3 separate regions of the Homo sapiens genome follow, and regions 1 and 2 are each linked to region 3. The links are chromatin loops, found by intact Hi-C in ENCODE. Cell type or tissue: PC-9. All regions are shown on one strand.

Region 1 (2,500 bases), 290 kb after region 3:
AGGCTCAGAGAAGCTGTGGGACTCCATGCACTTCACCTGTGGCCTTGAGGCACCGCAGTCCAGCCAGGAAGACAGACACCAGGCAAATCCTCCCACCTATGCCCAGTCAATTAGGAATATGAGCACCTGATCCAGTGATGGGCAGGGCAGCATCCACTTTAGATGCACGGGGTGCTGGGAAAGCTGCCCTGAGAAAGTGACCGCAGGCTGAGGCCTGGGGCAGAGAGAACGTGGGCAGGGGCTCGAGGCAGGGAAGAGCTTGGAGACTTCCAGGAACTGCCAGACAGCCAGGGGCAGTGGGGCAAGGGAGAGAAGAAGCCAGAGAGGCCGCAGGCCTGGGCTTTCCATGGCGAGGAGGCCTGGATACTGCATAAGTGCAGCAGGAAATGTTGGGTGGGGTCGGATTTTCACTTTACAAGGGCAGTCGCTGGGGCAGAGGGCATGGGACTCAGGGAGGGACTCAGGAGGCAGAGAGATGGTGGGACGAGACTGAGGGTGCCGGCTGGGGCTGGGGGTAGAGGACTGTGAGCGCTTGGCACTTGGAGGCAGTCAGAGCTGGTCTGGGCAGGGGTGCTGTCACCCAGGGCCGAGGAAAGGGATACAGGAGGGGCAGAGGGTGGGTCGGAGGCTGTCCTGGGAACCCTAAACGTGGGGGCCAGGAGAAGGAGGTGCTCCCGTTTCTGATCTGTACCAATTAAGGGGAAGGTGAGAAATTGCTTGGGTGGAGTGTCCTTCTCTGAGTCTGGGGGTTAGGTGGGATGAGGGGACCTCGGAGGCTGGAGGCCAGAGTTCACACTCCTGCCCTGCTGTGTGACCTAAGGCTGAGAGCTGCCTCTCTCTGGGCCCAGATGCATCATTACCTATTCAGCAAGCAGCTGGGCCTGAGAGCCTCCGAGATCCCTTGCAGGTCTGCTGGTCTCGGCTGCCTTTCCTTGGTCTGCCCTCATGCTGTCTTCCCAGAAGCCAGGGGCCCAGTTTGCTTCCCCTGCTTGTCCTGTGGGCACTTGCGACTCCCGGGGAGGCAGCAGACACGGTCCAGCGTGGTCACGCTCCTGGCCGCGACTTCACCTCCCTCCTGCAGCACAAGTCTCGAGGAGGCTGGGGAGGTGCGCGCACTGCCCTCTGGTGGCAACTTCTGGGCCCACCTGTCATTGTGCCCTGCTGTTTTCTAACTCAATTATTCTTGAAGGGATGATTGAGCGCCTTTTGCATGCAAAGTCCCGAGGTAGGCATGAAGTAGTTGGGCAGTCCAGATGGGGGAGAAGGTGTCGTGGATGTGGAGCCCAGGGTGTCACTCTACGCGCTCCCGATCCCTCCCAAGGCCTAGGCGTCCTCCCTCCACCGCGGGAACGGAGCAGGGGTGGCACAGAACTCTGGTGGCTGCAATGAGGGTTCAACGGTTGAATGCGTGGAGTGCATCTTAGCTTCACTTCTGGCCCAGGAAGCGCAGGCTCCGTGTACAACACACGCAGCGGTGCAGTGCCTTCAAAGGGGGCGTGTGGCTGTGTGTGTGGATGTGCCAGTTTTGGGCTTCCTCTCGGCAGGAGGTGGGGGGGCGGGGAGGCTCTGGCGCTGAGTGCCCCCTTTCCATTGCGGTCCTTTGGTGCAGTTGAGGGTCCCCCCAGTAGCAGGGGCATTTCCAAGGAGCCAGGACTTCAAGGGCCTAAGGCTGGAGGGGCCCTGTCCAGTGCAACAGAGAGACCTTGAGCATGGGCGGTGAGGTCACCTCTCCTGGCCCAGCTATCAGCTGAGCTGGATGTGCATGGCTCAGGTTTGCACAAAGGAGGCCCACCTGTTCACAGGAGTTCTGGAAAGAACACACCTGTGGCAAAGACACACACACGTGCACACCAGACAGGCCATGATCTCGCTCCCCTGGCGAGGAATGACTTCCTTGCCGTAGGGAGAATTCAGGGGAGTCTGGCCCTCTTGAGGAGATGCTGTAGAGGGGAGTTGTGGACGGTTGGATTCAGGATGTTTTCAGCTCCAAGTGTCTGCTTTAGGCCGGTCTGCACCTGTGTCCTCCCCGCCTCTGTCCTTCTGGCACTTGCCCTGGGTAGGCCTGGCTCAAAGCCCTCTTCTCCCCTCCTCCCCCAACCCCACAAACAATAATAAAATTAAATTAAATTAAATTAAATTAAATTTTTAAAAAAAGCCCTCTTCTCCATGAAGCCTGCCCTGAAGAGGCAGCTGCCCAGGAGCATCTGCACATCTCATACAAACTTTAGCTGTGATTATATTGCATTCGTTCCCATGCCTATTTCCTGTCCCTGCAGCTAAACTCTGGGCTCCTTGAGGGCTGGGTGGAGTCTTGGGCATCTTTTGTGGCTGCTATAACTCCCAGCCCTGAGCCAGGATAATACAGACGCTTGACAAACGCTCCATGCTGACTGGCAGGTGTTCCTACCTTCCATGCCTGGGAAAATCATGATTCAGACTCTCCCTGGAGAGGCCACGGTCAGAGAAACATTAGGAAGGACAGAGTGGGTTCTGGAAGGCC
Region 2 (2,500 bases), 110 kb before region 3:
CCCTGGGACCGTGCCCCAGCCCCTCACACCTTGACCTCATCATCCTCCTCAGCATCCGCAAATTCAAAGGTGTTTGCTTGCACTGTGCTGGGCACTGGGGTCCTGCTGCCTGCCTGGGGCGCCCTCCACTCTTCGTCCAGGCTCTCCCAGGAGGCCCGGGCTTGGGGCAGCACCTCCACCCGCTCCTGCCGCGCATCCATCTCTGGGTAGTGGTGGCCGCCATCCCAGCCTGCTCCCCAGTGCCTGCCGAGGGCAGGGCCAGCAGGTCCTCGGGGACCCCCTCCCACTGGGCTGGACTTCACCTCAGCCACTGGGCCCAACCCAGCTGTTACCCCATTGGGACAGTGTCCATGGGGTGTGGAGCTTGCGGCAGGGGCTGGGGGATTTGCAGCAGGACCCGTGGGGGTTGCGGCAGGTGCTGAGGGGTTTGCAGCAGGCGCTGGGGGGTTTGCAGTAGTGGCTGGGGGGTTTGCAGCAGGACCCGTGGGGTTTGCAGTAGGGGCTGGGGGGTTTGCAGCGGGGGCTGGAGTCTCAGCTGCAGGGGCTTCTGGGAGGCTCATGACCCCTAGCAGCTCGCTGAGGAGTGAGGGCCCAAGGTCGAGGTCCAGGCGGAAGGACAAGAGAGAGTCAGAGCGGCGAAGCCCGGGCTCAGAGGGGAAGGAACCATCCCGGTCTCGGTCATGCGGCTTTTCCGAGCGGGGCAGGCGGGAGATGGTGCAGAACCCAGAGTCCAGGCCTAGAAGAGAAATGGGCAGTGGGCTCAGAGCTGGGGTCCCTCACCAGGAATTCAGGAGGGGAGACAGGACCAGTCCTGGCTTGCTGTGTGGCCTCTGGCTAGTCCCTCCCCTCTCTGGCCTCGGTTTCTCCCATCTTTCCAATAGAATACACTCCATGGTCACCTGTGTGATCTTCCTGTCTACCCCGAAAGCTGAAAATCATCATTATCCTCATTTCCATTATGCAGATGGGGAAAGTGAGGCTCAGTTTGGGATGGGGCGAAGGAGCTAGCCCAAGGCCATAGAAGTCTGACGAGGTGGAATCAAGTCTGGAGCTCAAATCTCCTCTCAGTCCCAACTGTGACCTCAGCCATGGCCACCGGCTCCCTGCCATGACGCTGGCCGATGGCTGCAGGTGAACCCATAGCACGTGAGCTGGTTTGTGGACACAGGATGGGACCAGCAATCAGGGTCTGACTGTATAGAAATGAAGGACAGACATGTCCAGCCCCTGCTTCCAGGACTACAGACCTGAGACAGAATCGGGTTTCTGTGGACCAGTCCTCAGTGCGGTTCTGAGCAGCCGCCTGGGGCAGGGGTGTTAGAGCCACTCCCGCAAGGCAGGGAGTGGCCACCAGGTGGCAGCAGGGGCCCATGGTTCTCAGGTGAGCTCTGACCGAACGGCCAAGGTGGCACTTCTGGCTGGGCAGGAAGGCCTGTGGCTTGCGGTTCCTGTGAGTGGTTTCCCAAATTTGTCGAGTTACAGGAAACCAAGTTCAGATAACAACAGCTCCAGTGTCCTGAGCACCTACTAAGTATCAGCCCCCCTGCGCCTCTCCTGGCACTGAATCTTAGCAATGACCCCGAGAGACTCATTATCCAGGCGAGGACTTGAACTTATAGAGGTCAACTGACTTCCTGAAATTCAGGCAGAACTGGATTGGAATCTAGAGCCCAGGCCCTTCACCTCTCCATGATATCATTCCGACATGAGGGGAAGGCTTTGGTTGAAGGGGGCAAGAATGGGTGGGTGACTGGTTCAGCTAAGGCCCAGAGAGGGGGATGTGCTTGCCCAGGTCACACAGCAAGTGAGGGGCAGCTAGAATTCAAACTCCACCTCCTCACTCTCAACCTCAGGTGTTTTGGGGAGTCAGCTTGTTCCCACCACTGCACCCCCTCCCCATCCATGATGTGGGGTCTGGGCCTGACCTCTGTGGTCACTTGGAGCTCACTTGGAGCTTGGAGGAGCCACTGAACCCCTCTGGGCCTCAGCCTCAGCCTCTGAAAAGTGGGCCAAGATGGCCCAGGCCCTCACCGTAGCTGGAGTGGCCGTCCGTGGAGCTGGTGGGGCTGCTGTCGAAGCTGAGCTTGCCAACCACGAGGCTGTCGTAGGCGGCCTGGTTGAGCTGGGGCAGGGAGATGGCGTTCTTGATGATGGGGGAGATGGCCGGTGGAGCCGGGGAGGGTGCAGGGGGAGATGCCATCCTCCGGGGGGGCGCCCCCACCCTCCGCACCAGCTGCAGCTTCTTGGCCAGGAAGCTGCGGGGTGAGCGATGGGTGCTCCCGGAGCTGCCACCGTGGTTGCTGAGGAAGGACGTGTCCCCGAAGACATCCCCGCCACGGCCCACATGCATGGTGTGGCGGAAGTCCCCGAGTGGGTGGCTGATCATGTCTGCAGTCAGCCGCCTCTTTCCCTGTGAACTGGACACCCAGCCCACAGGCGAGAGCTTGCCCAGGCTCATGGTGGCGGCGCCTCTGCCCCCCTGGGGGCCGGGCATCAGCTC
Region 3 (2,500 bases):
TTCTATATGTTCTGTAAGCAGCTAATGTGATATTTATATTAACTATAATAAAGATACATGCCAAGTAAAACATGAGGTGCAGGTGAATAAATGAGACATTCTTAATCAGTATAGATTAAAGCCATAGTAAATACACATTAGCTTTGTACTTAGTGTCAATCTAGAAGCTGGTCTACATAAATATCAGCTAACTTCTCTTTCCTTGCATGAAACCTTCAAGTTCACCTAGTTCAACCTCTCTCCCAGCGGAGGAATCCCAGGTCGCCTAACCACAGTTCGCCTTTCTCCAATGACGGTAGTTTCACTATTTCAAAAGGCAGTGAATCCATGCTGCTTCTGATTCGCTGCCCAAATTGGGAGCCGGTGATTTTCTCCTCCTCTGAGGGTTGTCCAGGGTGCACCATCTTCCTCCCCAGCCCCCTGAGATTCAGAGACACAGAGTCACCCAGAGATAATCTTTAAAGCTCCCCAGGTGATGGCAAGGTACAGCTAAGTGTGGGACCTACTGCCCTATAATGATCATCCATGATCTGCCTTGTCAGCTGTACATGCATTTGTTTATTCTTCATTCATTACTAGCATTTATTGAATACCCACGCTAGGAGCTGAGAGTACATACATGTTATTTACCTAATGTCTTTCTTTACATGGACCCTTTTGTATCTAAAGACATTCGTTTTAAATATTAATGAATCTGATGGATCAGATACAATCAAACTAGATACATAACTCTTAAAGAAGTTCATCGCTATTATCTAAAAATTACCCTGATAGTTTACTAGTGTTATTCACATGACCTTTTAGGAAATAATGAGTTCATTCATTCCTTCATTCACTCATTCCTTTCTTCCTCCCTCCCACATATGCTAAGTCTCTCTGACAGTCCATACGCAATGACAGGCACCCTCCCTTGCCCCCTGCTGGAAAATGCTCAGTGTCTACCTGCCACCCACAGTCACACCCCCTGCTGCTGGAACAGGAATGGAGCTGTTCCCAGCTTCTTTGGGCCTTTATGAAGCACATTCTTAGGGCTCTGTGCTCCTCCCACAGGTGCCCACCCTTTCCTTCACCCAGCCAGGCAGTCCTGGAGGTGTGTGTGGGGAATGCTGCTACCTGGCTGGATCCGGGGTAGGAGTCCCAGTGGACAGTGCAGAACATCACCAGCAGGGGGCACTCATGCATCACCACTGGCTTCTCACCTGGCCCAGGGCAAGGCAGGCCTGGCTGGAAGGTTAAGATGACTGGGGTGCCACTGAGGGGACCAGGCTAGGCTTGGGAGGGGCCCTATGGGATAAAAGGGCACGAAAGTGGGCCCCTTGCACTCAGATTCTAAGAAAATCCTCCCCAGCCAGGGGGAAGAAAAGCACACAGCACGTCTCCTTACCAGATTTAACAAACATGACCATCTGGGGGACAGCAGCCATCAGTTAAATAATCCTGCCATTTGGTGAGGGGCAAGGTTGCCTCTCAGGCACATGCTGGTTCTTTGTAGGGAGAGGAGTGGGACAGAGAGCAGACCTTCAGGCCAATGGGGCTCTCCTGGGGACTGGCCCTCATATCCCCACCTCCAGCCCAGCCAGGAGAAGACCAGTCTGGGTGGCCCGGGCCTTCTGCAACTGTCCTTTACCAGTCCCTTGGGCCTCATGTTCCCCTCCTGCAATCATTCCCACCCTACCTGCTTTTCCTGGGAGCATGAAGGTGGAAGTGTGTTGCCAACAGAGGAAAGCCATCTAAACAAAAACAAGGGAATCTAAAATGGAGCTCGCCTGCCCCCATCCTGCCACCCCCTTCCTACTTCGGAATTTGTGTGCATTTGTAATCTGTGAGTCTGTCTCATTGTGCATTGCTGGAGCTGACGATTAGGTGCAGTGGTGGCTCTCGCCTTGCCCTCTGATGACTTTTCCCTAATTGGTTTAATCTGTATTTTCACGCACTCACTGGAAAATGAGAAGAGCCGCCAGCTTCTCCGAGGAGCTGGGATGAGGCGTGAACCCTACGAGAAGGGTCGCGGGGGTTTGCGGCTCCTGCCATGGGGGCTGGGGAGGTCACAGGAAAATGGCAGACTGTCCTTGTTCTTGGGTACTCACAGTCCCCGGGCGAGGAGGGGCACGAATGGAGGAGGTACAGAAGGCGAAAACGTACTGGGGGCCTGCGTACCTGGGAAAGGAGAGGTGGGGAGAGGAAACCCTGACTGGGGTTGGCTCCCCCCGGGCAGAATGTCTGTCCGTTCAGGGGCAGGAACGGGGGCACCCAGGCAGAGAGATCCCAGGGGCAGAGTGTGAGTATCTCAGTGCCAGCTACTTGTGTTTCTGTGGCTTTCTCTGGGATAGGACAATTCTGTGGACCTCTCTCTGGATTTGTCATGACTTTGGGAAGACAGCTCGGTGGGTGTCTGAGTCTAGTGTGTTGTCTGTGTGTATGAGTGCATGAGTGAGTGTGTATGTGTGTGAGTTGGGTGTGACCACTGGTGGCTGCTAACTCTCTATTGCATTCGGCTTCC

Evidence for each region. A loop is a pair of places that touch in the nucleus more often than their neighbours do. Peaks named below come from ENCODE experiments on the same cell type or tissue, not always from the same donor. Only the 100,000 strongest peaks of a DNase experiment are listed, where the experiment ranks them.
Region 1: it touches region 3 in a loop (18-fold over the local background); 14 of 110 quality-filtered maps call a loop at or near these places.
Region 2: a loop joins it to region 3, with 3 times the contacts of the local background. A loop is called at or near these places in 2 of 110 quality-filtered maps.

What each region holds. Positions count from the first base shown.
Region 1 is chr22:37,165,325-37,167,824 of GRCh38, reverse strand. IL2RB-AS1 (IL2RB and C1QTNF6 antisense RNA 1) reads right to left here and starts at 1,066. Exons shown (of 2, transcript NR_199008.1): 1 at 861-1,066. It also overlaps a transcript of IL2RB not described here. RefSeq lists an enhancer at 846-895. In PC-9, CTCF peaks have their summits at 939 and 1,140 (motif pointing left); a DNase peak (open chromatin) is centred at 1,104; H3K4me3 peaks cover 287 bases.
Region 2 is chr22:37,566,344-37,568,843 of GRCh38, reverse strand. It overlaps CDC42EP1 (CDC42 effector protein 1), which reads right to left. Exons shown (of 3, transcript NM_152243.3): 2 at 2,032-2,500; 3 at 1-736. The coding sequence starts at 2,494. The coding sequence ends at 24. Among named protein-coding and RNA genes, the nearest start is that of CDC42EP1, 7.1 kb to the right of the region's middle. RefSeq lists an enhancer at 369-1,020. In PC-9, CTCF peaks have their summits at 1,113 and 1,322 (motif pointing right); a DNase peak (open chromatin) is centred at 1,513; H3K27ac peaks cover 1,837 bases.
Region 3 is chr22:37,456,175-37,458,674 of GRCh38, reverse strand. No RefSeq gene overlaps it. Among named protein-coding and RNA genes, the nearest start is that of MFNG, 29 kb to the left of the region's middle. In PC-9, CTCF peaks have their summits at 959 (motif pointing left) and 1,162 (motif pointing right); a DNase peak (open chromatin) is centred at 1,114; H3K27ac peaks cover 3 bases.